Regions from separate parts of the Homo sapiens genome. Here region 2 is linked to region 1. Evidence: read pairs that join two places in POLR2A ChIA-PET (ENCODE). Cell type or tissue: PC-9. All regions are shown on one strand. Links, peaks and the distances in the headings refer to the core of each region. The heading gives the core; the rest is flanking DNA.

Region 1 (16,119 bases), core at 7,181-11,180:
TTATGTCCTGGGCTTAGATTGCAGTGTGGCAGGGCAGCCTTCCACCCTTAGGCACAGAGCTTGGTGTTCCATAGGCCACGAGGGGTTTGAGACCCTGGACCCAGGACATGTTCCAGACTCTTTTACATTATGTCAGACAAGCAAGCCCTGCCTCAGCTCTTCTTCCAAGTCCTGACCTGAGGTGATCCACCCACTTCAGCCTCCCAAAATGCTCCAAGTCCTGACCTGAGGTGATCCACCCACTTCAGCCTCCCAAAATGCTAGGATTATAGGCGTGAGCCACCACACCTGGCCCTAACACTCTGTACTTCTAAAACTTTGTTACTGGCCAGGGACAGTGGCTCATGCCCGTAATCCCAGCACTTTGGGAGGCCAAGGCAGGCGGATCACTAGAGTTCAGCAGTTTGAGACCAGCCTGGTCAACATGGTGAAACCCCATCTCTACTAAAAATTTAAAAGTTAGCCGGGAGTGGTGTCAGGCACCTGTAATCTCAGCTACTTGGGAGGCTGAGGCAGGAGAACTGCTTAAACCCAGGAGGTGGAGGATGCAGTGAGCCGAGATTGTGCCACTGCACTCCAGCCTGGGCGACAGAGCAAGACTGTCTCAAAAAAAAAAAAAAAAAAAAAAGGATGAAAAAGAGGTTTAATAGACTTACAGTTCCACATAGCTGGGGAGGCCTCACAATCATGGCAGAATGCAAAAGGCACGTCTTACATGGTGGCAGGCAAGAGAGAATGAGAGCCAAGCACAAGCGGAAACTCCTTATAAAACCATCTGATCTCATGAGACTTATTCACTACCGGAACAGTATGGGGGAAACTTCCCCCATGATTCAAGTATCTCCCACTGGGTTCCTCCCACGACATGGGGGAATTATGGGAGCTACAATTCAATATGAGATTTGGGCAGGGACACAGCCAAAACCAGATCAGGGGCCAATCTGGGGTTGCATTCCCTCCTCCCAATAAATGGCATGGCTTTGATTGCAAGTGGCCATTCCATTTGTGGTTTCATGGGGAGTGCCTAGAATCCTCTGTTTTTCCTCTACTGTAGAGCAGGTAGACAATAATATCCATTAGTCATGCCAAGTCAGGTCACAGGACATGGCCAACTTAACAAACTCTTCAATAAATTACTGGATTCTCCAAAAACTGGCCAAACTTATCCTTACATAAAGCCAAATCAGACTCAGAAAGAGGCGCACGTCCTCTATTTTATCGATTGATTGATATTTTTTGAGACAGTCTCTATCACCCAGCTGGAGTGCAGTAACATGATCTCAGCTCACTGCAACCTCTGCCTCCTGGGCTCAAGCAATTCTCCTGCCTCAGCCTCCCAAGTAGCTGGGACTAAAGGCATGACACCATACTAAGCTAATTTTTTGTATTTTTAGTAGAGACGGGGTTTTACTATGCTGTCCAGGCTGGTCTCAAACTCCTAACTTTGTGATCCACCCACCTCGGCCTCCCAAACTGCTGGAATTACAGGTATGACCGCCACACCTGGCCGCAAAGAACTATTTTTAGGCTAAAATTTCTGGTTTTCCAGTTTGTAATGACCTAGGCAGTATTCCAACCAAAAATAAATTTCTGGCCAGGTGCAGTGGCTCACGCCTGTAATCCCAGCTACTCGGGAGACTGAGGCACAAGAATCATTTGGGCTTGGGAAGAGGAGGTTGCAGTGAGCCGAGATTGCACCACTGCACTCCAGCCTGGGCGACAGAGTGAAACTCGGTCTCAAACAGGCTGGGCACGGTGGCTCACACCTGTAATCCCAGCACTTTGGGAGGCCAAGGCAGGTAGATCACGAGGTCAGGAGTTCAAGACCAGCCTGGCCAATATGGTGAAACCCCGTCTCTACTAAAAATATAAAAAATTAGGCCGGGCGCGGTGGCTCACGCCTGTAATCCCAGCACTTTGGGAGGCCGAGGCGGGCGGATCACGAGGTCAGGAGATCGAGACCATCCCGGCTAAAACGGTGAAACCCCGTCTCTACTAAAAATACAAAAAATTAGCCGGGCATAGTGGCGGGCGCCTGTAGTCCCAGCTACTTGGGAGGCTGAGGCAGGAGAATGGCGTGAACCCGGGAGGCGGAGCTTGCAGTGAGCCGAGATCCCGCCACTGCACTCCAGCCTGGGTGACAGAGCAAGACTCCGTCTCAAAAAAAAAAAAAAATAAAAATAAAAATAAAAAAAAAATTAGCTGGGTGTGGTGGTGCAGGCCTGTAGTCCCAACTACTTGGGAGACTGAGGCAGGAGAATCGCTTGAAATTGGGAGGCGGAAGTTTCAGTGAGCCATTGCACCACTGCACTCCAGCCTGGGCGACAGAGTGAGACTCCGTACAACAAAAAAAACAAATTTGAGTCTGGCTACCAGTACAACCACGCAACCTGAATCCAGGGCACCAAATACCAAAAGACCTGGGGCCTCCAGATATCAGTCACCAAGGGTCCCCACACCAAATGCCGAAAACCCTGGAGCATCCTGAGGGTGGCCAACAGTGAACCCCAAAGGCACAACTGAGGCTATGGAACAATGTGACTCCGGCATCCCAGAGTCAGAACAAAGGGGTTCCTCTCCAAAATAAAGAATTCAAAACAAGGAAAGTGCCCTACCTGATACAGAATAGCAAAAATTGCTCAAATAGCCAGAAGAAATGCTACCAGTCCAACAGTGAAATAAGCGTCATAAGCATGCATTTTGGCACTAAGAGCAGAAAAGTAAAATACGAGAAAAGGCCTGAGACAGGTGACAAGGCAGGTTATAAAGGGTGTGGCTGGGCTGGGTGTGGTGGCTCACACCTGTAATCCCAGCACTTTGGGAGGCCGAGGCGGGCGGATCACGAGGTCAGGAGATCGAGACCATCCTGGCTAACACGGTGAAACCCTATCTCTATTAAAAATACAAAAAATTAGCCGGGCATGATGGTGGGCGCCTGTAGTCCCAGCTACTTGGGAGGCTGAGACAGGAGAATCGCTTGAACCCGGGAGGCGGAGGTTGCAGTGAGCCGAGATCGCGCCAGTGCATTCCAGCCTGGGCGACAGAGCGAGACTGTCTCAAAAAAAAAAAAAAAGAAAAAAGAAAAAAAAAAAAAAAAGAAAAGGAAAAAAGAAAAGAAAAAGAAAGGAGCTCTTTCTCAGTGAACGGGTCCTGCACTCAGGCGCAGACGGGGAAGCGGAGCCAACATGCCAGTGGCCCGGAGCTGGGTTTGTCACAAAACTTATGTGACCCCGCGGAGACCCTTCGAGAAATCTCGTCTCGACCAAGAGCTGAAGCTGATCGGCGAGTATGGGTTCCGGAACAAACGTGAGGTCTAGAGGGTCAAATTTACCTTGGCCAACATCCGCAAGGCCGCCCGGGAACTGCTGACGCTTGATGAGAAGGACCCACGGCGTCTGTTTGAAGGCAACGTCCTGCTGCGGCGGCTGCTCCGCATTGGGGTGCTGGATGAGGGCAAGACGAAGCTGGATTACATCCTGGGCCTGAAGATAGAGGATTTCTTAGAGAGACGCCTACAGACCCAGGTCTTCAAGCTGGGCTTGGCCAAGTCCATCCACCACGCTGGCGTACTGATCCGCCAGCGCCGTGTCAGGGTCCGCAATCAGGTGGCGAACATCCCGTCCTTCATTGTCCGCCTGGATTCCCAGAAGCGCATCGACTTGTCTCTGCGCTCTCCCTATGGGGTGGCCGCCCCGGCCGCGTGAAGAGGAAGAACGCCAAGAAGGGCCAGGGTGAGGGTGGGGCTGGAGACGACGAGGAGGAGGATTAAGTCCACCTGTCCCTCCTGGGCTGCTGGATTGTCTCGTTTTCCTGCCAAATAAACAGGATCAGCACTTTACAATTGGAAAAAAAAAGAAAGAAAGGAAAGTAAGAGTAGCAACCTCATAGGCAGAGTAGCTCTGAGGATCGTTGGTTGGTTATTTTAATGGTTAGTTGTTGAATATATGCTAAATAAAAGGTGAATTACACATGGGTTTTCTAGATAAGAGGCAGGGAGTTCCCAGAACCTGGGCTTTCACCCCGTCCAGACCACACAGGGTAACTTTTCAGCATGGCCATGGCATTTGTAAACTGTCATGGTGCTGGTGGCAGTGTTTTTAGCATGTTAATGCATTACAATTAGCATATAATGAGCAGTGAAAGTAACCAGACGTCACTTCCTTTTTAGTTGTTGTTGTTTTTTGAGATGGAGTTTGGCTCTTGTTGCCCAGGCTGGAGTGCAATGGCGCGATCTTGGCTCACCACAACCTCTGCCTCCCGGGTTCAAGAAATTCTCCTGCCTCAGCCTCCCAGGTAGCTGGGATTACAGGCAGGCACCACCACGCCGGGCTAATTTTGTATTTTGAGTAGAGACAGGGTTTCTCCGTGTTGGTCAGGCTGGTCTCGAACTCCTGACCTCAGGTAATTCACCCGCCTCGGCCTCCCTAGGTGCAGGGATTACAGGCATGAGGCACCGGGCCCGGCCCCAGAGGTCCCTTTCATTGTCCTCTTGGTTCTAGCTGGTTTTAGCCAGTTTCTTTTGCTGTTTTCTGTCTTATGAGTGAGGTCTTGTGTCCTGTTGTCTTGGAAACCAGTCTTGCCAAATTCCTATCTCACTAGGGTATGAAAAACAAAGACAAAGGTTAGAGTTATTAAAAACTATACATTTGGATCAGGAGCCAGTGGACATAAAACTGAGCCTCTGGGCTGGGCCCAGTGGCTCACGCCTGTAATTCCAGCACTTTGGGAGGCCAAGGCGGGTGGATCACCTGAGGTTGGGAGTTCAAGACCAGCATGGCCAACACGGGGAAAACCTGTCTCTACTAAAAATACAAAAATTAGCTGGGCGTGGTTACGCACGTCTGCAATCCATTACTCGGGAGGCTGAGGCAAGAGAATCACTTGAACCCGCGAGATGGAGTTTGCAGTGAGCCAAGATCACGCCATTGCACTCCAGCCTGGGCTACAGAGTGAGACTCTGTCTCAAAAAAAAAAAAAAACTGAGGCTCTGAAGAGGAGGCACTGCTCAGATGGTGCTGGTGTTTCTGAGCTCAGAGGAGGATCACTAGAGACTGGAATTTTCTTTCTTTTTTTTTTTTTTTTGAGACGGAGTCTCGCTCTGTCACCCAGTCTAGAGTGCAGTGGCGTGATCTTGGCTCATTACAAGCTCAGCCTCCCGGGTTCATGCCATTGCCCTGCCTCAGCCTCCCGAGTAGCTGGGACTACAGGTGCCCGCCACTATGCCCGGCTTATTTTTTGTATTTTTAGTAGGGACAGGATTTCACCGTGTTAGCCAGGATGGCCTCGATCTTCTGACCTCGTGATTGACCCGCCTCAGCCTCCCAAAGAGCTGGAATTACAGGCGTGAGCTACCGCACCCGGCCCGAGACTGGAATTTTCTCAGGCAGGGGTGCTGGTCTGGCATCCCCAAATGGTCTGGCATCTCTGAGGATGTGCAAGTTTGGAAAAACTGCAAATTGGATTTAGCTGCTGCTACAGGAAAGAACTGCCTTGGACAGGGTGAAGAAGCTTTGCTGACGCAGATGAGAACAGGAAACCAACGGGAAGTAAGCAGAGAGCAAACAGGAAGGAGCAAGAACCCTTTTCCTCCTTCAGGCTCTACGGTCAGTCTGGCACCCCCTATTGGCAGAGGCTAACACACCACTTGGCAAAGTGAAAGTGGGGTTTTCAGAGTCCCATTCCCAGTTACCCAAAGCCCAGTGCTGGGAAATAGATTTGAAGCCAAGAGATAATAGCTTAAGAAGTGGTACACATAATAATAGTATGTGCCAAGGACCAGCAATTATGATTAATCCAATTCTGTACCCCTGAGGACCAAATATATTTTTGAAAGACTACTTGCAAAAAAAAAAAGTCGTGGCCGGGCGCGGTGGCTCACGCCTGTAATCCCAGCACTTTAGGAGGCTGAGGCGGGTGGATCACGAGGTCAGGAGATCGAGACCATCCTGGCTAACATGGTGAAACCCCGTCTCTACTAAAAATACAAAAAAATTAGCCGGGTGTAGTGGCGGGCGCCTGTAGTCCCAGCTACTCGGGAGGCTGAGGCAGGAGAATGGCGTGAACCCGGGAGGCGGAGCTTGCAGTGAGCCGAGATTGCGCCAGGCAGTATTCCAACCAAAAATAAATTTCTTGGTCAGGTGCAGTGGCTCACGCCTGTAATCCCAGCTACTCGGGAGACTGAGGCACAAGAATCATTTGGGCCTGGGAAGAGGAGGTTGCAGTGAGCCGAGATTGCACCACTGCACTCCAGCCTGGGTGACAGAGTGAAACTCGGTCTCAAACAGGCGGGGCACGGTGGCTCAAGCCTGTAATCCCAGCACTTTGGGAGGCCGAGGCGGGCAGATCACATGAGGTCAGGAGTTCTAGACCAGCCCGACCAACATGGAGAAACCCCGTCTCTACTAAAAATACAAAATTAACCGGGCATGGTGGTGCCTGCCTGTAATCCTAGCTAACTTGAGAGGCTGAGGCAGGAAAATCTCTTGAACCGGGGTAGGTGGAGCTTGTGGTGAGCCGAGACTGTGCAATTGCACTCCAGCCTGGGCAACGAGAACAAAACTCCGTCTCAAAAAAATAAATAAAAATAAAAGCAAATTTCAAAAAAGAATATGAGGGTTGAGGCTGAGGTGTTTGCAGTTTGTATTCTTTATTCCTGTGTAAAAAAAAAAGTTACCCCAAAGTATAGCAACTTGAATTAACAAACATTTATTATCTCACATAGTTGTTAAAAGTCAGGAAATCAAAAGTAGCTTAGCTAAGGTGGTTCTGGCTCCGTGTCCCTCATGAAGTTGTGGTTAAGCTGTCAGCCGGGTGACAGTCATCTGAAGGCTTGACTGGGACTGGAGGATCTGCTTCCAAGATGGCTCACTCATGTGTGCCTCACTGGCTGTTGGCAGGAGGTCTCAGTTCTTTACCACGTGGGCCTCTTCATGGGCAGCTTGAGTGTCCTCATGACATGGTGGCTGGCTTCCCCCAGAGCAAGTGATTGAGAAACAGAGCAAGAAGGAAGCCACAATGTCTTGTGTTGTTTTGTTTTGTTTTTTGTTTTGTTTTGAGACACAGCCTTGTTCTGTTGCCAGGCTGGAATGCACTGGTGCAATCTCAGCTCACTGCAACCTCCGCATCCCGGGTTCAAGCGATTCTCCTGCCTCAGCCTCCTGAGTAGCTGGGACTACAGGCACATGCCACCACACCCAGCTAATTTTTGCATTTTTAGTAGATACAGGGTTTCACCATGTTGGTCAGGATGGTCTCGATCTCTTGACTTCGTGATCAGCTCGCCTCAGCCTCCTAAAGTGCTGGGATTACAGGTGTGAGCCACCATGCCCGGCCAAAAGAAAGCCACAATGTCTTTTGTGACCTAATCACTATTTTTTTTTTTTTTTTGAGACGGGGTTTCACTCTTGTTGCCCAGGCTGGAGTGCAATGGCGCGATCCCGGCTCACCACAACCTCTGCCTCCCGGGTTCAAGCAGTTCTCCTGCCTCAGCCTCCTGAGTAGCTGGGATTACAGGCATGCACCACCATGCCCAGCTAATTTTGTATTTTTAGTAGAGATGTGGTTTCTCCATGTTGGTCAGACTGATCTCAAACTCCTGACCTCAGGTGATCCACCCGCCTCCGCCTCCCAAAGTGCTGGAATTACAGGCATGAGCCACCGTGCCCAGCCCCCACTTGTGGACATTTTTTAAACCATCACAGAGTTGGCAGTCTGGCTGGGGTGGTTGGGCTGGTAGAGGTTGAGCCATTTAGAATTTTGATTTTGTTGTTGGGTTGTATTATTGTTTGACTCAGAAGCAGTGAGGGTTAGATTGATGGCGCGTTGGAACCGTGGTATTGGTGGGGTGGGTGATTGGGTTTGGTGTTGATGGCTGTAGTTGGGCTGGTGGAGATTGTAATGGTGGGGGTGGTGGAGCACAGTGAAGGTGTGCTCGGGGATGATGGTGTTTAAAGTCATCACTGGCCGGGCGCGGTGGCTCACGCCTGTAATCCCAGCACTTTGGGAGGCCGAGGCAGGCGGATCACGAGGTCAGGAGATCGAGACCATCCTGACTAACACAGTGAAACCCCGTCTCTACTGAAAATACAAAAAAATTAGCTGGGCGTGGTGGCGGGCACCTGTAGTCCCAGCTACTCGGGAGGCTGAGGTAGGAGAATGGCATGAACCCGGAAGGCAGAGCTTGCAGTGAGCTGAGATCACGCCGCTGCACTCCAGCCTGGGCGACGGAGCAAGACTCCGTCTTAAAATATAAATAAATAAATAAATAAAAATAAAGTCATCACTATGGGTCAAGGTAAAGTGTGGGTTATGGTGGAAATGAGAAGGGATATTTGGTGGGGATGGTGGAGCTTGGAGTTGGACGTTGTGTTGGTTGTGTGGTTCGAACTGTAGTTGAGTTGTTGTGTATAGTGGGGTGTGGCATCATGGAGTTGCTGATTGCTGGAATGATGGCAGCGTTAGGGTGGTGTGCACTGGGCAGTGCATTTCCTAGTTATGGGAGCTGAATCCGTCATTGAGGAAGAGGTTGAAATGGCTGGAGTAGGCCAGGCACAGTGGCTCATGCCCATAATCCCAGCACTTTGGGAGGCCAAGGTGGGTGGATCATTTGAGGTCAGGAGTTCGAGACCAGCCTGACCAACATGATGAAACCCCAAAACCCGTCTCCACTAAAAATACAAAAAAAAATTAGCCGGTCATGGTGGCGGATGCCTGTAGTCCCAGCTACTCGGGAGGCTGAGGCAGGAGAATTGCTTGAACCCAGGAGGCAGAGATTGCAGTGAGCCAAGATTGCACCACTGCACTCCAGCCTGGGTGACAGAACAAGACTCTCTCTCAAAAAAAGAAAAAGAAAAAGAAATGGCTGGAGTTGGGGTTGGGTAATAAAAATTTTCGTGGGTTCGTTTGGGGATTGTCAATTGGGGTGGCTGGATCTTTAGGTTTGGAGATGGATTTTTTTTTTTTTTTTGAGACAGAGTCTTGCTGTGTCCCCCAGGCTGGGGTGCAATGGCACGATTTCTTCTCACTGCAAGCTCCGCCTCCCGGGTTCATGCCATTCTCCTGCCTCAGCCTCCCGAGTAGCTGGGACTACAGGTGCTCGCCACCATGCCCGGCTAATTTTTTTGTATTTTTAATAGAGACGGGGTTTCACAGTGTTCGCCAGGAAGGTCTTGATCTCCTGACCTCATGATCCGCCCACCTTGGCCTCCCAAAGTTCTGGGATTACAGACATGAGCCACCGCGCCCGGCCTGGAGATGGATTTGAGGTGGACAGTGGTGTTGGGGCAGCAGGAATTAGGCTCAGGAGAACTTGTGAGGTTGTGTTTGATTGGCACTGGCCTTGGAGGGTTGGGTTTGGTATGAGTGAAGCTGGAAATGAAGTACACTGGGCAGGTGTTGCGGGCTGTGGTTGAAGCTGTGACTGCAACTGGGAATCCCTGGCTGGGCCTGGGAATGGATGGGAGCTTCTGTCCTCCTCCACCCTGGTCCTTACCTCTTCTACCCCTGCCCTGCCCAAGAGCATAGCAGACACCACACACCCAGCTCACACATCTTTATTGGCCTGGATGTGGGGTTGCCAAACCAGTTGCCCCTGTCCTGTGTCAGCCAGCTGTGGCAATTTCACCCTTATTCCTTGGAGAGGCCAGCTGCCTGCTGGAAGGAGTCAGAAGTCGGTGGATGTCATTGAGGCCTTGGAGGCCCCAGTCTGGCGGGAGAGAAATCCACACCTGTGCCTGGAGTTCTCCTTCCCTGACCCTCTGAACCGGCGCTTAAAATGCTGTCCCGCCTGGAACAGGGAGGCCACATCCAGCAGTGCGTCCTCAATGTGCTGCCCCAGCCTGTGGGAATCCTGGAAGGAGAACAGGTCAGAGCCAGGGGAAGCTGGGAGATGGGATCCTGGAGGCTGAGAAACAAGAGGGCTAAGGGCCTGGATTCCTGAGTCTGAGGGAGGAGGAGCTGGGGCCTGGACTCCCGAGTCTGAGGGAGGAGGGGCTGGGGGCCTGGACTCCCGGGTCTGAGGGAGGAGGGGCTGGGGGCCTGGACTCCCGGGTCTGAGGGAGGAGGGGCTGGGGGCCTGGACTCCTGGGTCTGAGGGAGGAGGGGCTGGGGCCTGGAATCCTGGGTCTGAGGGAGGAGGGGCTGGGGGCCCAGACTCCTGGTTCCTGAGGAAAGAGGGAGTTGGTGGGTATACACGTTTGTCTCACCGTTTTTGTGCTTGATTTTTTGCTGGAGATGTGGAAGGTGATCATGCCATCCCCCATGAAGATATAAGAAACACCATAACCATGGTCATCAGCCTGGAGACGGAAAGAGTGAAGGGAAGAAAATAGCTCCGGTCCCCTCCACCCCCACTATGCAGGAGTGCAGGCCCCCCAGCCCCCTCTTTCCTCTGGGGGCCAGCGCGCCCAGCTCCACTCACAGGCCCGAATCCACCGCCTGAGGAAACATAGTCCGGGTAATTGTGGACGTCAAACAGATGCATTTGCTGAACAGGGATCTGGCTGGTGGACAGCTGCCACTGCTCCGAATGGACCTGAGGACAGGAGCCCATCACATGTGCAGGACAGAGATCTGCAGTTCCGGCCCTTGGCTCCACTTCACTCCCTGCATCCCTGGCTTTTTTTTTACCCGTAAATCCGGGCCTCCTTCTCCCTAACCACGCCCTTCTCCTGACCACGCCCTATCTGGCCACGCCCCTCACTCGTCTCACCACCCACACCCACGTCCCTCTCCTCTTCTCCCTCGGACCACGCCCCTCCTCTGACCACGCCCTTTCCTCTTATCCCCACCCCACTGACCCTCTCCCCTTTTGTCTGCTCCCGTTGTCCCGTTGCCTCTCCGCCTTCTGCCTTGCCGCCCCCCCACAACTGACTTCTCTGCTGACGCATCCTTTCTCAACATCACCCTCCTTTTTTTTTTTTTTTTGAGACAGAGTCTTGCTCTGTCGTCCAGGCTGGAGTGCAGTGGTGCGATCTCAGCTCACTACAGCCTCCGCCTCCCGGGTTCAAGGGATTCTATTGCCTCAGCCCTCCCAAGTAGCTGGGATTACAGGTGCCTGTCACCATACCCAGCTAATTTTTGTATTTTTAGTAGAGACAGGGTTTCGCCAAGTTGGCCAGGCTGGTCTCGAACTCTTGACCTCAAGTGATCCGCCTGCCTCGGCTTCCCAAACTGCTGGGATTACAGGCGTGAGCCACCGTGCCCGGCCTTGATGGGTCCTTTTTCAACATCACCCTCCTTCCCTGAAACCTCTCCCTTCTTCCATGGTCTCCCACTTCCCTCTCTAACCCTTTCCCTGTGCCCCAACCTGGGTCAGGAAGGGCGACTGCAGGTGGAGGAATCGGGACACGATGTACAGCGCAAACAGGTGGCGGTCAACTCCCTGCCCGCTCATGGCTGCCTTCAGCAGAGCCTGGTGCTTGTCCACTGCCACGCGGAACAGGGCGAGGCACTGTGGGTCCTGCAGTCCCCAGGGAGGTCACAGGTCATGGAAAGACAGGAAGTCGACTTAGGGCTGGGCCTGCGGCACATCTGGCCTCAACTGAGTTTGCCACATCCCTGCAAGGTGGGAATATCAACCCCATTTTACAGATGGGGAACTGAGGCTTAGAGAGGGGAAATCATTTGGCCAGGTTCACACAGCCAGGGAGAGCCAGGCGGGTTCCTAGGTGTGTCTGGCCCCAGAGTCCAAACTCCTTCCATGGAACCACAATACCTTGTAGGTGCGGGGCTAGGTGTAGGGCAAGGGAGAAGAGGTGCAGGGCAGGTGGGATCTGGGCAGAGAGGGTACAGGGGTGCAAAGGAAGGTCACAAGTCACAAAGAGGTTAAATGGGCAGAGTTACGTTGTAAAAATGGAGTTCCAGCCAGGTGCATTGGCTCACGCCTGTAATCCCAGCACTTTGGGAGGCCGAGGCAGGGAGATCACCTGAGGTCAGGAGTTCGAGACCAGCCTGGCCAACATGGTGAAACCCCGTCTCTACTAAAAATACAAAAAAAAAAAAAAAAAATTAGCTGGGCATGGTGGCGGGTGCCTATAATTCCAGCTACTCAGGAGGCTGAGGCATGAGAATCGCTTGAACCTGAGAGGCAGAGGTTGCAGTAAGCCGAGATTGTGCCACTGCACTCCAGCCTGGGCAACAGAGCAAGACTCCATCTCAAAAAAAAAGAAATGGGGTTCCTTCTTGGGTGCACCCCCAGTGCCCTGTGAGACCACCATGAAAGCAGATATCACACTATGCTGGGCTGTCTCCCCCCATCAGTGAGCTCTTTGAAGTCAGAGGCCAGGTCCGATTCATCCCTTGTCCCTTGTGCTCCTCGTGGAGGCTGGCTTCAGTAGGTCCCATCAACGTTTGCAAGTGGATGAGTGAGTACACAGAAATAACTGAAGCCTCAAGCGAGGGCTGCACCCACCGTCTTCTCTTTGTCCTCCATGGCCCTGACAAAGTTGCAGGCCTCCCTCGTGCAAGACCGCACCGTCTCCGTCCGGCCTTCCAGGAATAAGCGAGTCATGGCCGACTCATAAGTCAGGCAGAATTGACCCCTGTCCTGGGGGACAGGGAGGAGAAGAGGAGTCTGTCAGCTGGGCTCAGGAGATCTTACAGACTTGACCTATCTCTGTCCAGACCTCCAGCCTCCTCCAGCCAGCCCAAGAATGGTTGGAAGAGAGAATTCAAGATGGCCGACCCACAATGGCAGCGACCACAAGGAACCGTGGAGGGGCAGGTCTTGGGGGCTCAGGTGGACTGAGACCCTGCGGGGGCTGTGGATGGGGAACCCAACTGACCCGGAAGTGGGCCAGTTGCAAGGCGATCTGGATGAAGCTGTCTGAAGAGAGGTGGCAGCGTCGGATGAAGCTCTTGCCAAATAGGGAGAATGGAACGACATGGCAGTCGACATTTTCAGACAAGATCTTGGCTCCCCTCAGGGCTAGAGAGATGGAGGAGTGGATCTGCCAGAGGAGGAGGGAAGAGGAGTAGTTGGGGTTACAGATGGGGGTAGGGTGAAAGCCAGGAATAAGGCTGGAAGCGGAGGTGGATGTGGAGTTAAGGTTGCGGCAGAATATGGAAATGGGGACAAAGAAGAGAAGAGAATTGAAGGATGAGACTAAAGATGGGGATAGGGGCTGGGCGTGGTGGCGCACGCCTGTAATCCCAGCACTTTGGGAGGCCGAGGCGGGCGGATCACCTGAGGTCGGGAGTTTGAGACCAGCCTGACCAACATGATGAAACCTCGTCTCTACTAAAAATACAAAAAACTAGCTGGCCGTGGTGGCACGTGCCTGTAGTCCCAGCTACTTGGGAGGCTGAGGCAGGAGAATCGCTTGAACCCAGGAGGCAGAGGTTGCAGTGAGCTGAGATCGCACCACTGCACTCCAGCCTGGGTACAGAGCAAGACTCCGTCTCAAAAAAAAAATGCCGGGCGCGGTGGCTCACGCCTGTAATCCCAACACTTTGGGAGACTGAGGTGGCTGGATCACCTGAGGTCAGGAGTTTGAGACCAGCCTGGCCAACATGGAAAAACCTCATCTCTATTAAAAATAAAAAAATTTAGCCGGGTGTGGTAGTGGGCACCTGTAATCCCAGCTCCTCAGGAGGCTGAGGCAAGAGAATCGCTTGAACCTGGGAGATGGAGGTTGCAGTGAACTGAGATCGTGTCATTGCACTCCAGCCTGGGTGACAGAGCGGGACTCCATCTCAAAAAAAAAAAAAAAAATGGGGATAGGGATGGCATGTGTAGACTGGAACAAGATTGGGGTTGGGCCACAGTTGAAGCTGGGGTTGGGGATGGGGATGGAGGAGGGACTGAGAGTGGTTTGGGAATAGAACGGGGAAGGGGTTGGGTATGGGAAGTGAATTCGAGTTGGGCATGGGTTGTGGTTGGAGGTGGGGTTGTGGCTGAGTACGGGATGGGGTTGGTGTGGGGTATGGGGTTGAGGTTGGGTATGGGATGAGTTGGGCATGGGTTGTCATTGGAAGTGGGGTCGTGGCTGAGTACAGGATGGGGTTGGGGTTGGGTATGGGGTTAGGGTTTGGTATGGGGTGGAGTTAGGATGAACATGGGAATGAATTCAGGTGGTGTTGGGATGGGATTGGGTATGGAGATGGATTTGGAAGGAAAATGGAGTAGGGGTTGGTGCTGGGGTTGGACAGTGGTGGTTTTTGAGTCTGAAACAGGTAGAGATGGGGTTGGGGTTGAGGATGGGATTGGCAGTGGGAGGACGGTTGGAGTTGGGGCTGGAGATGAGGTTCGTGTTGGGGTTTGAGGTTGTGGATGCATATGGCCTGATTTGGGGGTGGGGGAAGCATGGGTTTCGGGTTGGGGGTAGGAATGGGGTTGATTTTCACGTTCAGATTAGGGGTGGGGATGAGTTTGAAGTCAAGGCTAGGAATCTTGGGACTTGGAGGAGAGGCCCAGAAACCCAGCCTCACCTGGTCTGGAAGGTCCCATTGCAGCCGCTGGGGCTGGGGTAGTGTGGGGTCCGGGTGCCCCTTGCAGTGGCCGTCTGTTGAGTAGCCCAGCTGAAAGCATTCTGTAGCCAGAGTGAACTGTGGGCAAACAGAGGCTGTTAGAGTCCCTTCCTCCCTGTGGACTGAGGCCATCTAACCCGGGACCTCTTTTCATGCAGCCCTTTTTCGGGTAGGGGGCAGTCCCTGAGAAACAGAAACCTCTGATATTCACAGATGCGGTCTCAGGTTCATGTTCATCAAGAACAGGACTAACACCAATACTCAACTGGTGTTTACTGTCCTTATTTTCTTTTCCTTTTTTGACAGGGTCTTGCTCTGTCATCCAGGCTGGTGTGCAGTGGTGAAATTATAACTCACTGCAGCCTCAAACTCCTGGGCTCAAGCCATCCTCCTGCCTTAGCCTCCGGAGTAGCTGGGGCCACAGGCATGTACCACCATGACTGGCTGGTTTTGTTTTTTTTGTTTTTTTTTAACGTTTTTTGTAGACAGGTTCTCATTATGTTGCCCAGGCTAGTCTCAAACTCCTGGGCTCAATTGATCTTCCTGCCTTGACCTCCCAAAGTGCTGGGATTACAGGCATGAGCCACTGCACCCAGCCTGGAGTCATCTTCTTGCTCTGTAACTCCTCGCTGTGTGACTCTGGGAAAATCACTTCCCTTCTTTGAGCCCCAGTTACCAACTCATCAAAGGAAGGTCCTCATCCCAGTCCCCTTTCTTTGCCAGGTGACCCTGGGCCAGCCTCTGCCTCTCCCTGAGCCTCAGTTTTTCTTTTCTTTTTTTTTTTTTTTTTTTTTTTTTGAGATGTATTCTTGCTCTGTCGCCCAGGCTGAAGTACAGTGGCACAATGTCAGCTCACTGCAACCTCCACCTCCCGGGTTCATGCGATTCTCATGCCTCAGCCTCCCGAGTAGCAGGGATTACAGGCACACACCACCATGCCTGGCTAATTTTTTTGTATTTTTAGTAGAGGCAGGGTTTCACTATGTTGGCCAGGCTGGTCTCGAACTCCTGACCTCATGATCCGCCCACCTCGGCCTCCCAAAATGCTGGGATTACAGGCATGAACCACCGTGCCCGGCCAAGCCTCAGTTTTTCTTCTGACACTAAGGCGCTGGAGAGGACGGTCTTTGGAGATGGGGCAGGGGTCCCCAGAACCAGGGAGGGCTGGCCGCCCTACCTCCCACATGTGTCCTGAGATGGGGCAGTCGGCCCAGGAGTGCTCCACGCTGAGGCCCAGCTTCCCGTTAGAGAAGACGATTAGGGTGAAGGATTTGTCAAACCAGCTGTCAGGGAGAGTTCAGATGGGTCACCAAGAGCGAGGGGCACGGGGACCTCAGAGTGCTTTCTGTGGGACTTGAGGGGGTTTTCTAGATGGGAAGATGTGGGAATCCATTGGGGTGCTGGTATGGGGATCTCTAGGACCATTGGGGGTCCCCAGTAGTGGCCCTGGAGGTCTCCAAGACATGTCTGGGATTTAGAGTTTGGAGATTGTTTTTTTGTTTGTTTGTTTGTTTTGAGATGGAGTTTCACTCTTGTCGCCCAGGCTGGAGTGCAGTGGCGCGATCTCGGCTCACTGCAACCTCCGCCTCCCAAGTAGCTGAGGGTTCAAGTGATTCTCCCGCCTCAGCCTCCCAAGTAGCTGGGATCACAAGC
Region 2 (16,119 bases), core at 5,109-9,108, 450 kb after region 1:
GCAAGAAATAAATAGGTAATGAAAAATATAAAGATAACATTTATAATAACATGAAGCTATTTTAAGTGCCTAGGAATAGATCTAATAAAAAAAATACAAAACTTCTATGCCAAAACCTATAACCATTATTATTATTATAGACAGGGTCTCTCTGTTGCCCAGGCTGGAGTGCAGTGGCATGATCTTGGCTCACTGCAACCTCTGCCTCCCAGCTTCAAGAGATTCTTGCGCCTCAGGCTCCTGAATAGCTGGGACTAAAGGCATGCACCACCATGCCCAGCTAATTTTTTGTATTTTTGGCAGAGATGAGGTTTCACCATCGTGCCCAGGCTGCTCTTGAACTCCTGACCTCAGGTGATCTGCCCGCCTTGGCCTTTCAAAGTGCTGGGATTACAGGGGTCAGCCACCATGCCCAGCCTATAATCATTATTATTATCAAGAACAGTGTTAATCCATGAGGATTAACAGATTTAAGCATGAAAGGCAAATTTATAAAGTGTTTAGAAGTTATGTGGAAGAATAACTTCATGATCTGGGGGTTAAGAAAGACGTATTAGGGCCGGGCGCGGTGGCTCATGCCTGTAATCCCAGCACTTTGGGAGGCCGAGGCGGGCAGATCACCTGAGGTTGGGAGTTTGAGACCAGCCTGACCAACATGAAGAAACCCCATCTCTACTAAAAATACAAAATTAGCCAGGTGTGGTGGTGCATGCCTATAATCTCAGCTACTCGGGAGGCTGAGGCAGGAGAATGGCTTGAACCTGGGAGGTGGAGGTTGCGGTGAGCCAAGATCGCGCCATTGCACTCCAGTCTGGGCAACAAGAGCGAAACTCTGTCTCAAAAAAAAAAAAAAAAAAGAAAGAAAGATGTATTAAATAGCTTTTAGAAAATATTAACCATGAGGGAACTGATAAATTTGAGTTCATTAAAATTTAGAACATTTTTTCATCAAAAGACACCAATATAATAATAACAATAATAATAATTTATAGGTTTTGGTATAGAAGTTTTGTACTTTTGTGTTAGATCTATTCCTAGGCACAGAAAATATCTTGTTATTATAAATGTTATCTTTATTTTTTTATTACCTATTTATTTCTTGCTGGTATGTAGAAACGCTATTAATATTGTTTTCTATTAACCCTGTATCCAGCAACCTTGCTAAACTCACTCATTAATCCTAGTAATGTATTTATAGATTTTTTTTTTTTTGAGACAGAGTTTTGCTCTTGTTGCCCAGGCTGGAGTGCAATGGCATGATCTCGCAGACTGCAACCTCCACCTTCTGGGTTCAGTGATTCTTCTGCCTCAGCCTCTCGAGTAGCTGGGACTAAAGGCATACGCCACCATGCCTGGCTAGTTTTGTATTTTTAGTAGAGATGGGGTTTCACCATGTTGGCCAGGCTGGTCTCGAACTCCTGACCTCAGGTGATCTGCCCACCTAGGCCTCCCAAAATGCTGGGATTACAGGCATGAGCCATTGCGCCCGGTGATTTTTTTCCTTTTTATATACAGAATCATATCCATAAATAATAGTTTTATTTCTTCTTTTCTAAACCATTTTTTTCATTTTATTGTACCTTGTGTCAATGACTCATTGCCACCATAATGCTGCATAACAAACCACCTCAAACTTCAATGACTTAAAACAAGAATTTTTTATTACAGCTTATGAGTCATTATTTTGGGCTCAGCTAATATAAAAGGGAATGGGCTGCCTCTTGGCTAATCTAGACTAGCTTGAGCTAGTACCACTGGAGTGATTCAGCTCTAATATATATTTCAGTTTCCAGCAGATTAGCCCAGACATGTCCTCATAGCGATGGCGGAAGAGTTAGAGAATAAGCAGTAACAAGTAAGGTCTCTTGCAGCACAGGCGCTGAATCGGCATACAAGCCCAGGTTCAAGGAGCAGGAGAGTAGATATGATCTTAGACAAACTGTAGAATCACATTGCAGAGGGGGTGGATATAGGAAAAATTGAAGACTTGGTACCATGAAGGCCATCAGTCTACACAAACTTTAAATTCAATTTGACTAGAAGGGATGGTGGCAGACATCCTTGTCTTATTCCTGACTTTGAAGGAAAACCCTTCAATGTTTTATCAAGTATAATGTTTACTTTATGCTTTTTTTATAAATACCTCCTATGAAATTAAAGATGTTCTTTTCTACTCTAATTTGCTAAGAGGTTGGCTTTTATCTTATTTTTTATTTTGTAGAGAAGGGATCTCGCTGTGTTGCAAGGGCTTATCTCAAACTCTTGGCCTCAGGCAGTCCTCCTGCCTCATCCTCCCAAAGTCCTGTCCTGGGATCACAGCACGAGCCACCATGCCCAGCTACTTTTGTTAATAAATGAATGGTTATTGGGTTTCATCAAATATTCTACAAATTGAGATGGTCATATGATCTGTATCCTTATTATGTTATCACTGATTTTCTTTTAAGCAAAATCATTTGTGATATATAGTTTTCATGTATTGATGGATTTCATTTGCTGGTTATTTTTTGGGACCTTTGCATCAAGGTTTATGAATGACATTGGTGTGTGATTTTATCATAATTCCCTTGCTAGACTAGGTACTCAAGTTATACTCGTCTTGCCACTTTTTCTATTCTGGAAGATTTTACACCAAACTGACAGCATTTACTTCTTAAATGTCTGACACGATTCAGTGAAGTCATCTTCACCAGAAGTTTGCTTTGGAGCAAAGTTACTAATTACAGAAGCAATTTATTCAGTGGTCCCCAATCTTTTTGGCACTAGTGTGGGGGGTGGTTTCAGGATGAAACTGTTCCACCTCAGATCATCACACATTCCATTCTCATAAGGAGCGTGCAACCTAAATCCCTCACATGCACAGTTCACAGCAGGGTTCTAGCTCCTGTGAGAACCTAATGCTGCCGTTGATCTCACAGGAGACAGAGTTCAGGCAATAATCCCTGCTTGCCTTCCACTCAACTCCTGCTGTTTGGCTGGTTCCTAACAGGCCACAGTCAGTCAGGTTTACTAATTGTTCAAATATTTTTTATATAGGCATTTATTGCTTTAAGTTTCCCTCTTAGTACTGCTTTTGCTGTATTTGTAGGTTTTATTATTTTTATTTATTCATTTAATCTTTGAGACAGAGTCTCACTCTGTTGCCCAGGCTGGAGTGCAATGGCACAATCTCGGCTCACTACAACCTCTGCCTCCCGGGTTCAAGTGATTCTCCTGCCTCAGCCCCCTGAGTAGCTGGGACTACAGGCACCCATTGCCATGCCTGGCTAATTTTTGTATTTTTTGTATTTTCACTATGTTGGCTAGGCTGGTCTCGAAATCCTGACCTCAAGTGATCCTCCCGCCTCGGCCTCCAAAAGTGCCGGGATTACAGGCATGAGCCACCATGCCCAGCCTCCACAGGTTTCAATATGCTGTATTCCCATTTTCCTTTGTGTCGAATTTCCTTTTTGATTTCTTTATCAACCCATTGGTGGTTTAGGAGCATGTTGCTTAATTTCCAAATATTTGTTTCCAATGTTCTGCCTATTAATTTCTAGATTTACTCTATTGTCAAAAAAGATAATATGATTTAGCTTTTTAAAATTTGTTAAGACTTGTATTATGGCCTAACATATCATCTATACTAGATAATGTTCCATGTGGTTTTGAGAAGAATGTGTATTCCATGGCTACTGGATGGAAGGTTCTGTAAGTGTCTTGTTAGGTCTGTTTGGTCTGGAGTGTAGTTTAACTCTGATATTTCTTTGTTGATTTTTGTCTGGATGATCTGTCCATTGCTGAAAGTGGAGTGTTGAAATCCTCTACTATTACTGTATTGCAGTCTATCTCTCCCTTTAGGTTTATTTAAGATTTGCTTTATAAATTTAGATGTTCCAATATTGGGTGCATATATATTTATTATTGTTATATCCTCTTGTTGAATTGACTATTTTACCATTCTATAATGGCCTCTTTGTCTCTTTTTACAGTTTTAGGCTTAAGATCTATTTTATCTGATATAACTACTTGTTCTTTTTTGCTTTGCATTTGCAGGAAATATCTTCCCATCCCTTCACTTTCAGTCTGTGTGTGTCCTTTCAGGTGAAGCGAGTCTTTTGTAGACAACATATTCAGTTGACCCTTGAATGATGTAGGGTTAGGGGCACCAACCCCCATGTAGTTGAAAATCTGCGAATAACTTTTGACTCCCCCAAAACTTAACTACTAATAGCCTAATGTTGACCCGAAGCCTTACCAACAATATAAAAAGTCGATTAACACATATTTTATATGTTGAATCTATTATACACTATATTTTCCAATAAAGCAACCTAGAGAAAAAATGTTATCAAGAAAATCATAAGGAAGATAAAATATATTTAATGTTTATCAAGTGGAAGTGATCATCACACAAAGGCCTTCATCCTCGTGGTCTTCACATCGAGGAGTCTGAGGGAGAGGAGGAGGAAGGGCTGGTCTTGCTGACTCGGAGTGGCAGAGGTGGAAGAAAATCTGCATGACATTGGACTCCTGCAGCTCAAACTCATATTGTTCAATGGCCAACTTTAGTTAGGTCATGTTTTTTAATCCGTTCAGCCAGTCTGTCTTTTAACTGGAGAATTTAATCCATTTACATTCATGGTAATTATTGATAGGTAAGGGCTTACTACTGCCATTTTGTTACTTTTTCCTAGTTGTTTTGTAGATCTTTTCTTCCTTTTTCTCTTAGTCTTCCTTTCTGATTAAGGGATTTTCTCTAAAAATCTGGAAAAATGAGAACAAATGAAACCCCAAGTTAGTAAAGGAAAAAAAAATAAAGATCAGAGCAGAAATAAACTAGAGAATTAAATACAAAAGATCAACGAAACAAAGAGTTGGTTTCTGAAAAGATAAACAAAATCAACAAACCTTTAGCTAGACTAAGTATGAAAGAGAGATGATTCAAATAGATCAAAGGCCGGGTGCAGTGGCTCACGCCTGTAATCTCAGCACTTCGGGAGGCTGAGGTGGGTGGATCACCTGAGGTCAGGAGTTCAAGACCAGCCTGGCCAATAGGGTGAAACCCTGTCTCTACTAATAATACAAATATTGGCTGGGCATGGTGGTGGGCACCTGTAATCCCAGCTACTAGGGAGGCTGAGACAGGAGAATCACTTGAACTGGGAGGCGGAGGTTGCAGTGAGCTGAGATCACGCCATTGTACTCCAGCCTGGGCAACAAGAGTGAGAGTGTCTCAAAAAAAAAAAAAAATGACAAAGGAGACATCACAATTGGTATCACAGAACTACAAAGGATCATTAGAGACTATTATGAACAACTATATGGAAAACTTAGAAGAAATGGATAAATTCCTGGACACATATAACCAGCCAATATTATGAAGAATTAGAAAACCTGAACAGACCAATAATGAGCAACAAGCTTGAATTAATAAAAAGTTTTCCATTGAAAAAAAGCTCTGGATCTAATGAATTCAGTTACAAATTCTACCAAACATTTAAAGAACTGTAGCTGGGCATGGTGACACGTGCCTGTACTCCCAGCTACTTGGGAGGCTGAGGTGGAAACATCAGTTGAGTCCAGGAGTTCAAGTCCAGCCTGGGCAACATAGACCCTATTTCTTTCCTTCTTTTTTTTTTTTTTTTTGAGACAGAGTCTCACTCTGTCACCCAGGCTGGAGTGCAGTGGCGTGATCTCAGCTTATTGCAACCTCCACCTGGTTGAAGTGATTCTCCTGCCTCAGTCTCCTGAGTGGCTGGGACTACAGGTGCACTCCACCATGCCCAGCTAACTTTTTGTATTTTAGTAGCGACAGGGTTTCACCATGTTGCCCAGGCTAGTCTCAAACTCCTGAGCTCAGGTAATCCTCCTGCCTCGGCTTCCCAAAAAGGTGGGATTACAGGTGTGAGCCACTGGGCCTGGCCGATGCTATTTCTTTAAAATAGCACATCAAGAAGGTCATTTGCCATGATTAAGTGGGATTCATCCCAGGGATGCAAGGATGGTTCAACATATGCAAATCAATAAACATGATACATCACATTAATAGAAGGACAAAAACCATATGATCTCAAATTCAACATGCCTTCATGATGAAAACCCTTAACAAATTAGATATAGCAGGAACATAGTTGGTTACAATAAAGGCCATATATAACAAACCCACAGCTAGCATCATACTCAATGGGGAAAAAGTTGAAAGCTTTGCCTCTAAAATACAGAAAAACACAAGGTTGTACCACTTCTATTCCACATAGTACTGGGAGTCCTAGCCAGAGCAATTAGGCCAGGGAAAGAAAGAAAGGGCATCCAGGGGTGGGGGCGCATGCCTGTAATCCCAGCTACTCGGGAAGCTGAGGCAAGAGAATCACTTGAACCCAGAAGGCAGAGGTTGTGGTGAGCCAAGATCATGTAATTGCACTCCAGCCTGGGCAACAAGAGCGAAACTCCATCTCAAGAGAAAAAAAAGCATCCAACTGAAAAGAAGGAAGTCAAATTGTCCTTGTTTGCAGAAGACATGATCTTATATATAGAAAACCCTACAGCCTCTCCAAAAACCTGTTAGATTAAACAAGTTCAGTGAAGTTGTAGGACACAAAATTAACATACAAAAATCACTAGTGTTTCTATATACCAACACCAAACTATCTGAAAAAGAAATCAAGAAAACAATCCTGTTTTCAATAATAACAAAAATAAAATACATAGGAACAAATTTAACCAAGGAGGTAAAAGATCTCTACAATGAAAACTATAAAAAATTGGTGGAAGAAATTGAAGAGATTACTAATAAATGGAAAGACATCCAATGCTCATGGATTGGGAGAATTAATATTGCTAAAGTGTCCATACTACTCAAAGTAATGTACAGATTCAATGCAATTCCTGCAAAAATACCAATGACATTTTTCACAAAAAAATCCTAAAATTTGTATGGTGTAGGGACTAGCCCCACAGGGTCAGTGGGTTTTTCTCCGTGTGTGTGGAGATGAGAGATTGTAGAAATAAAGACACAAAACAAAGAGATAAAAGACAGCTGGGCCCGGGGGACCACTATCACCAAGAGGCAGAGACTGGTAGTGGCCCCAAATATCTGGCTGTGCTGTTATTTATTGGATACAAGACAAAGGGGCAGGGTAAAGAGTGTGAGTCATCTCCAATGATAGGTAAGGTCCCCTGGGTCATGTGTCCACTGGACAGGGGGCCCTTCCCTGCCTGGCAGCCGAGGCAGAGAAAGGAGAGAGAGACAGCTTATGCCATTATTTCTGCATATCAGGGACTTTTAGTACTTTCACTGATTTTGCTACTGCTATCTAAATGGCAGAGCCAGGTGTACAGGATGGAACATGAAAGCGGACTAGGAGCGTGACCACTGAAGCACAGCATCACAGGGAGATGGTTAGGCCTCTGGATAACTGCGGGTGAGCCTGACTGATGTCAGGCCCTCCACAAGAGGTGGAGGAGTAGAGTCTTCTCTAAACTCCCCCGGGGAAAGGCAGACTCCCTTTCCCAGTCTGCTAAGTAGTGGGTGTTTTTCCTTGGCACTGACGCTACCGCTAGACCACAGTCTGCTTGGCAACGGTTGTCTTCCCAGACGCTGGCGTTACCGCTAGACCAAGGAGCCCTCTAGTGGCCCTGTCTGGGCATAACAGAAGGCTCGCACTCTTGTCTTCTGGTCACTTCTCACTATGTCCGCTCACCTCCTGTCTCTGTATGGCCTGGTTTTTCCTAGGTTATGATTGTAGAGCGAGGATTATTATAATATTGGGATAAAGAGTAATTGCTACAAACTAATGATTAATGATATTCATATGTAATCATGTCTATGATCTAGATCTAGTATAACTCTTGTTGTTTTTACATATTTTACTATAGTGGAACAGCTCATGCCCTCGGTCTCTTGCCTTGGCTCCTAGGTGGCTTGCCGCCCAGAGTATGGAATAACAAAAGACCCTGAATAGCCAGAGCATTTTTTTTTTTTTTGAGATGGAGTCTCACTCTGTTGCCCAGGAGGCTGGAGTGCAGTGGCATGATTTCAGCTCACTGCAACCTCCGCCTCCGGGGTTCAAGTGATTCTCCTGCCTCAGCTCCTGAGTAGCTGGGACTAAAGGCGTATGCCATCATGCCCAGCTAATTTTTTGTATTTTTAGTGGAGATGGGGTTTCACCATATTGGCCAGGCTGGTCTCCAACTCCTGACCTCAGGTGATCCACCTGCCTCAGCCTCCCAAAGTGCTGAGCCACTGAACCCGGCTGATGTTGAGCATTTATTTATATACTTGTTGGCCATTTGTATGTCTTCTTTGGAGAAATATCTACTCAGGTCCTTTGTCCACTTTTTAATTAGGTCGTTTGGTTTGTTTGCTATTAAGTTGTATGAGTTCCATTCATATTTCGGATGTACATTGCAAATATTTTCTGATTCCATAGATTGCCTTTTTTTTTTTTTTTTTTTTTTTTGAAATGGAGTCTCACTCTGTCACCCAGGCTGGAGTGCAGTGGCGCAATCTCCGCTCACTGCAAGCTCCGCCTCCCGGGTTCATGCCATCCTCCTGCTTCAGCCTCCCGAGTAGCTGGGACTACAGGCACCCGCCACCACACCCAGCTAATTTTTTGTATTTTTAGTAGAGACGGGGTTTCACCATGTTAGCCAGGATGGTCTCGATCTTCTGACCTCGTGATCTACCTGTCTCGGCCTCCCAAAGTGCTGGGATTACAGGCGTGAGCCACCGCGCCTAGCCTCTTTTTTTTTTTTTCCTGCTGTGCAGCTTTGGCAGATGCTAGGGCTTATGGGGAATGGGGAGATGTTGGTTAAAGGGTACAAACTTTGAGTTATAAGATTATTAAGTTCTGGGGATCTAATATATACATGGTGGCTACAGTTAATAATACTGTATTATTTACCTGAATTTGATAAGAGAACAGATTTTTTTTTTTTTATTTGAGACAGTCTCGCTCCATCGTGCAGGCTAGGGTACACTGGTGCAATCTCAGCTCACTACAACCTCTGCCTCCTGGGTTCAAGTGATTCTCCTGCCTCAGCCTCCCGAGTAGCTGGGATTACAGGCACCCACCACCACACCTGGCTAATTTTTGTATTTTTAGTAGTTTTGCCACGTTGGCCAGGCTAGTCTTGAACTCTTGACCTCAGGTGATCTGCCCACCTCGGCCTCCCAAAGTGCTGGGATTACAGGCGTGAGCCACCACGCCCGGCCAGAGAACAGATTTTAAGTGTCCTCATCACATACATACGCACGCGCACACACACGATAATTATGGTGGTTATGGATGTGTTAATTTGATTGTGGTAATCATTATACAGTGTATACATAAATCATATTATGCCTTGAATATATACAGTTTTTGTCAATTAAATATTTTTAAATTTAAAAAGAATATACTTTATTAACCATTAAAATTATTAATTAAATCTGAAAAGCTTTTGAGCTTCGTGTTTTGGGGGCATCAGTAACTGGATCTTTTTTATTGTGTATTACATTGTATGAATATGCCACTATTTGGAGGCTATTGTGAATAAAGTGGCAACAAATATTCTCGTACATATTTTTATGCACATAGACGTGACTTTATGGGTCATAGAACAGGTGTTTTTGTCTTTAGGGAGTCTGCCAAACACCCGTCCAAAATGGTGAAATCACTTTCCGCTCCCGCCAGCGATGGAAGGGCGCTGCGGTCACTGCACATTCTGGACAGTATCTGATGAGCTCAGTGTTTTCAGTTTTGGTCGTGCTGGTAGCTGTGCGGTAGTACCTGATTGTGGCTTTAATTTGCATTTTCATCATGAGTAATGATATCTAGCACTTTTATATGGCTATTGGTCATCTGAATAGCTGCTTTTGTGAAGTCCCTGTTCAAGTCTTTCACCTTTTCTTAGGCTTTTTTTTTTTATTGTTTTGTAGGCATTATTTATATTCTGAATACAAGTCATTTGTCACATGTGTGCATTACAAATGTGTTCCGTCTGTGGCTTACCTATTTACTTTCTTAAAGATGTCATTGAATTTTTAAAAACGTCTTAATTTTAATGAGGTTGAGTTCTAATTTTCTTAGTGCTTTCTTTGTGTATATTTAAGAAAATGTGCTACCCAAAGTCAAAGTGATATTTTCATATTTTTTTGGAATCTCTTTTGTTTTACCCTCCACATTTATATCTATGATTCATCTTGAATTAATGTTCGTGTGTCATGTGAGGTGGGCTCAAGCTTATTTTCTACATAGATATCATTATTCTGGCACTACTTATTGAAAAGACCATCCATCGCCACCCAATCACAGTGGCAATTCTATTATAAATTAAGTGACCACATAGGCTGGAGTATATTTATGGACTCTCTTTTCCATTGATCTATTTATTATCCTTTGCCAACACCACACTCCCACCCCTCTCTCCAGCCCCTCCCCCATCTCCCCCGCCCCTCCCCTCCTGTTTTAATTATGTAGCCTTAGAGTAAATCTTAAGATAATAAGATAAGTCCACGGTAAGTTAAGTCTTCCAACTTTGGTCTTCTTCAAGATAGCCTTAGCCATTCTAAGGTCTTTGGCTTTCCATATAATTTTAGAACGAGCTTGTCTGTTTCCAAAAAACCAACAATATGGGATTTTGTGTTTAAGATTGCCCTGAATCTGTAGATCAATTTGGGGATAATTGACATTGTAAAAATGTTCAACTTGCCAACTCATGAACATGGTAAAATTCTCTAAGTGTTTTGCATTGTTTTGTAGTTTTCAGCGAGGTCTTACACATTTTAACTACATTGATTACTAAGTATTAAATTTCTTTGATGTTTTAAAATAGTATTTTCCAATTATTTGTTGCTACTATACAAAAATATAATTTTTTGTACAATCGCCTTATATATAGGAACTTTGCTAAATTCGATTACAAACTTAATTTCATCCATTTGTAGATTCTTTTTACATATACAATATCTGGGTTTTTTTTTTCCTGAGACAGGGTCTTACTCTTTTGTCCAAGCTGGAATGCAGTGGCATATCAGCTCACTGCAGCCTCAAACTCCTGGGCTGAAGAGATCCTCTCTCCTCAGCCTCCTGTGTAGCTAGGACTACAGGCGTGTACCACCACATCTGGCCAATTTTTTATTTCAATTTTTGTAGAAATGGAGTTTTGCTATGTTGCCCAGGCTGGTCTTGAGCTCCTGGCCTCAACTGATCCTCCTGCCTCACAGTACTAGGATTATAAGCATGAGCCACTGTGCCCAGCTACATACATGATCTCTTGACAGTATACTTACATCACCTTTAAATAAGGAAAGTTTTATTTACTTTGATCTTTATACTTTTTTTTCTTGCCTTATTGCACAGGCTAGGACCTTTAATACAATGTGGAATGAACATCCTTACCTTGTCCCCAAACTCAAGAGAAAAGCATTCATATTTCATTGTTCAGTGTGATGTTAGTTATAGGCTTAAGGAAGCTGTAGATTAAGGAAGTTGCCTTCTATTTCTAGTTTTCCCACCATTTTTTTTTTCAATTGTTCTCCAATATTTTTCTTCTACATATTATGAACCCCACAATACATTGCTGCTATTGTTACTTTAAGCACTCATTAGTCTCAAATTTGCCTACACGGTCTTGCTCTGTTGCCCAAACTGGAGTGCAATGGCATGATCAGCTCACTGCAGCCTCAAAACTTCTGGGGCTCAAGTGATCCTCTCTCCTCAGCCTCCTGAGTAGCTAGGACTACTTTGACCTAGGTAGTAGCTGGGACACCCTTTCAGGTTTTCTTTATTCCTTTCTAAATTTTATGTTATTATTTTTTAACTGACAGATGAAATTGTATGTATTTGTGTTCAACATGATGTTTTGAAATATATATACATTGTGGAATGCTAAATGTAGCTAATTTACATATCTAATATTTTTGTGGTGAGAATATTTAAAATCAGCATTTTTCAAGATTACAGTGTAGTTATTAACTTTAGTCACCATGTTGAATGATAGTTATCTTAAACCTATTCTTTTCATCTAACTGAAATTTTGTATTATTTGACCAACAACTCCCCAGCACCCCACTCCCCCATCATCCCCACTCTGGTAACCACCATTTTAGTCTCTACTTCTAGATCAACTTTTTCAGATTCCACGTATGAGTGAAATCACGCAGTATGTGTTTCTGCGTCTCTTATTTTACTCTTACATCTCTTTCCAGCTCCAATAATATTCCTTCAGCCCAAAGATTTTTAATATTTTTTGCAGTGCTGATGTGCTAATGACAAATTCTCCCAACTTTTGTCTGTCTGGTAGCATTATTTCATCATCTTTTATTATTTTTATTGAGGTGAAATCCACATAACATAAAATTAGCCATTTTAAAGAAACACTTCAGTGGCATTTAGTACTTTCACAATGTTGTGCAACCACTATCTCTATCTAGTTCCAAAACATGTCAACACCCCAAATAGAAACTCTGCACCTGGGAAGCAGTAATTCCTCTCCCTCTGCCCAGCACCCCCCTAGTAACCTCTAATATGCTGTCTCTATGAATTTGCCTATTCTAGATATTTCATATAAATAGAATCATAATATTTGTCTTTTTGTATCTGGCTTATTTCATTTAACATGTTTTCAAGGCTCATCCATGTTATAGCATGTATCTGAATTTCATTTTTTATGGATGAATAATATTCCATTGTAGGGTATACCAGAGTTTATTCTTTTTTAAATCTTTTTTTTTTTTTTTTTTTTTTTTGAGGCGGAGTCTTGCCCTGTCGCCCAGGCTGGAGTGCAGTGGCGCGATCTTGGCTCACTGCAAGCTCTGCCTCCCGGGTTCACACCATTCTCCTGCCTCAGCCTCCCGAGTAGCTGGGACTACAGACGCCTGCCACCATGCCCGGCTAATTTTTTGTATTTTTAGTAGAGACAGGGTTTCACTGTGTTAGCCAGGATGGTCTCAATCTCCTGACCTCGTGATCCGCCCGCCTCGGCCTCCCAAAGTGCTGGGATTACAGGGGTGAGCCACTGCGCCCGGCCTGAGTTCTTCCTTTCAAGTCAGGTGTGTATGTACCCGGAAGTGGAATTGTTGGATCCAATGGTAATTGTTTTACTTTTTGAGGAACTGCCAAACTGGTTTTTACCATGGCTGCTCCAGTGGACATTCTTATCCTCAATGCATAATGATTCTAATTTCACCACATCCTCCCCAGCAGTTGTTATTTCCCACTGATTTTTTTTTTTCTTGTAGCCATCTTCATCAGTGTGAAATGGTAACTCTGGTCTTGATTTGCCTGCCTCTAGTGATTAGCAATGTTGAGCATCTTTTCATCTGCTTTTTGGCCATCTGTTTATCTTCTTGGAAGAAATGTCTATTGATGTCCTTTGCCCTTTTTAAAAAATTGATTTTTAAAGTAACAGATGCAAATTATATATATTTATCATGTACAACGTGATGTTTTGGAACATGTATATGTAGTGAAATGGCGCAATAGGGCTAATTAACATACTTTGCCCATTTTTTTTAACTGAGTTTAGTTTTTTTTCAGTTGTAGGAGTTATTTTTATATTCTGGATACTCGAATCTTACCAAATACTTGATTTGCAAATGTTTTCTCCCATTCGATGGGTTATCTTTTCACTCTCTGATAATGTCTTTTGATGCACAAAAGGACAAATTTTGGTGTCATATTTAAGAAACCATTGCCAAACCAAGGTCATAGAGATTTGCTCCCCAACATTTTCTTCTAAAAGGTTTATAGTTTTTGCTCTTACATGTAGGTCTTTTATCCATTTTGTTAATTATTGTGTAGAGTGTAAGGATCCAAGGTTATTTTTTTTGCATGTGTATATCCAATTTTCCCAATATCTGTTGGAGAAACTGTCTTTTTCTCATTGAGTACTCTTGGCACTCTTGTTGAAAATTGACTACATACATAAAGGTTTATTTCTGGGCTATTCTATCCTATGGTATCCTGTTGGTTTATATGCATTCTTGTACCAGTCCCATGCAGCTTTAATTACTGTAGCAGTATAATAAGTTTTGAAATCAGGAAGCATGAGTCCTCCGACATTGTTCTTTGTCAAGTTTGTTTTGGCTCTTCTGGGCCGCCTTTAATTTCCAGATGAATTATATCATCAGCTGGTCATTTTCTGCAAAGAAGCCAGCTAGGGATTTTGAGATGGACTGCATTAATTCTATAGATCAACTTGGGAAATATTGCCATCTTAATACTTAGTTTTCTGGTTCATAAACATGGGATTTCTTTTCATTAAATCTTCTTTCAACATGTTTTGTAATTTTCAGAGTATAAAATTTGTCCTTTTGTTAAATGTATTACTAAGTATTTTATTTTTTTTTTTGACACTGCATTAGGCCACTTTTGCATTGCTATAAAGGAATACCTGACTGGTATTCCTATTGGTCTATTGTGCATCCTTATACCAGTCCCATGCTGCTTTAATTTATAAAGAAAAGAGGTTTTATTTTGGCACACGGTTCTGCAGGATATACAGGAAGCATAGTGCTAGCATCTGCTTCTGCTGAAGGCCTCAGGACACTTAAAATCTTGGTGGAAGGTCATAAAGAGCCAGCATGTCACTTCTACTACACACGAGCAGAAGCAAGAGAGAGAGGAGGAAGAGCCACACACTCTTAACCAGATCTCACAAGAAGCCATTCACTATCAAGAGGTCAGCAACAAGCCATTCATCAGAGATCTGGCCCCATGACCCAAACACCTCTCACCAGGCCCCACCTCCAACAGTAGGGATTACATTTCAACATGAGATTTGGAGGGGACAAACATCCAAACTGTATCACATACTATCATATATGGAACAGTTTTCTTAAATTTTGGATTTTTTGCAAGTATATAGAAATACAATTTTTGTATATTGATCTTGTATTCTGCAACCTTACTGAACCTATTGGAGTTCTAATAGTTTAGTGGATTCCTTAGGATTTTCTTTATACAAGATCATGTTATATGGGAAGAGAGACAGTTTATTTCTTTTTCATTCTTGATGTCTTTTATTTTATTGTCTTGCCTAATTTCTCTGGCTAGAATCTCCAGTACAATATTGAACAGAAGTGGTGAGAAAAACACTCATGTCTTATTCCTGATCTTGGAAAGGATTCAGTTTTCACCATTAAGTATGATGTTAACCATAGATTTTTTTTTGTAGATTCCCTTTATCAAGTCAAGATTTCCTTCTATTTCTAGGTTTGTTGAGTGTTTATCATGAAAGGTGTTGGATTTTGTCAAGTGCTCTTTATATATCTACTGTGATGATCATATGGGTTTTGTTCTTTATTGGGTTTTGTTCTTTATTCTATTGATATAACATTGATTTTCAGATATTAAACCAACCTTGCATTCCTGGAATAAATCCTGCTGGTCATAATGTATATTCCTCAAAGGGCACAGCTTTAGACATGCATTGTCACCCTAGGATGACAGTGGTTTTAGGTGGGCTCTCCTGTCTCTTTCCCTCACCACACTCAGCTTTTAGGCTCCACTAATTGCCACCTGATTATTGTTTTTGACAATGCTCTGAGGCATAAATTGTTCTGCATCTGGTCCACTTAAATTTAGGCTCCCTTAAAGGAGTAGTTTTAGAGGTTGGTGTTTGAGAGTTGTTCTGAACCCAGGAGTGACCTTCTTAGCTGTTTCCCTGATTCTCTCTGGTATACTAGTTGGCCTGTGGTTTAGCTTGTGTCTCATGAAGCTACCAGCTTCCTCTTAATTACTTACCAACAGAACCTCCTCCACCATTTTCGAGCATGCCCTTAGGCTTGAGCTCTCCCACGCTGTTTCAAGTCAAGTCAGTTCTTTGGGGAGAGACTTTCAGAGCTCTTTGTTCTGAAGGCTTGGCTTTCTCCCTGAGTAAAATCTCCAGAGATGGGTAGGGACAGTGGCCTATTTCTCTCTGAGCGACACAGCTGCCTTAGCAGCAGGTTGCTGGATGGGGCATTAAACTTTCTTATCAACTTGCCTCTCCTGGAATGTAACCTTAGCCTTACACATGAGCTAGGGCCAGGGGAGATCAGGGCTCCAGCATTCTCAAATGGCTGGGGTGGAGCCTCTGCCCTAAAAGAGGGGAGGAGCAGTACTGGATAGAAGAAGGGAGCTCCTGACCTTTTTACCACACTTGCAACAGGTA

The links. ChIA-PET counts read pairs that join two places held together with the same protein. Peaks named below come from ENCODE experiments on the same cell type or tissue, not always from the same donor. Only the 100,000 strongest peaks of a DNase experiment are listed, where the experiment ranks them.
Region 2: POLR2A ChIA-PET joins it to region 1 with 15 read pairs; 2 of 35 experiments call an interaction of 5 or more read pairs at or near these places.

The regions. Positions count from the first base shown.
Region 1 is chr19:49,707,148-49,723,266 of GRCh38, reverse strand. It overlaps CPT1C (carnitine palmitoyltransferase 1C), which reads right to left. Exons shown (of 20, transcript NM_001199753.2): 13 at 15,644-15,749; 14 at 14,428-14,544; 15 at 12,783-12,947; 16 at 12,410-12,544; 17 at 11,306-11,458; 18 at 10,418-10,531; 19 at 10,203-10,295; 20 at 9,536-9,847. The coding sequence ends at 9,662. It also overlaps the pseudogene RPS9P4. Among named protein-coding and RNA genes, the nearest start is that of CPT1C, 24 kb to the right of the region's middle. RefSeq lists an enhancer at 1,407-1,907 and a cis regulatory region at 5,314-5,849. In PC-9, for the core only: no CTCF peak of the experiment used is centred there; DNase peaks (open chromatin) are centred at 9,596 and 10,686.
Region 2 is chr19:49,258,030-49,274,148 of GRCh38, reverse strand. It overlaps LOC107985340 (a long non-coding RNA gene), which reads right to left. Exons shown (of 3, transcript XR_001753971.2): 3 at 4,653-4,746. Among named protein-coding and RNA genes, the nearest start is that of MIR4324, 43 kb to the left of the region's middle. In PC-9, for the core only: a CTCF peak has its summit at 7,519; no DNase peak of the experiment used is centred there.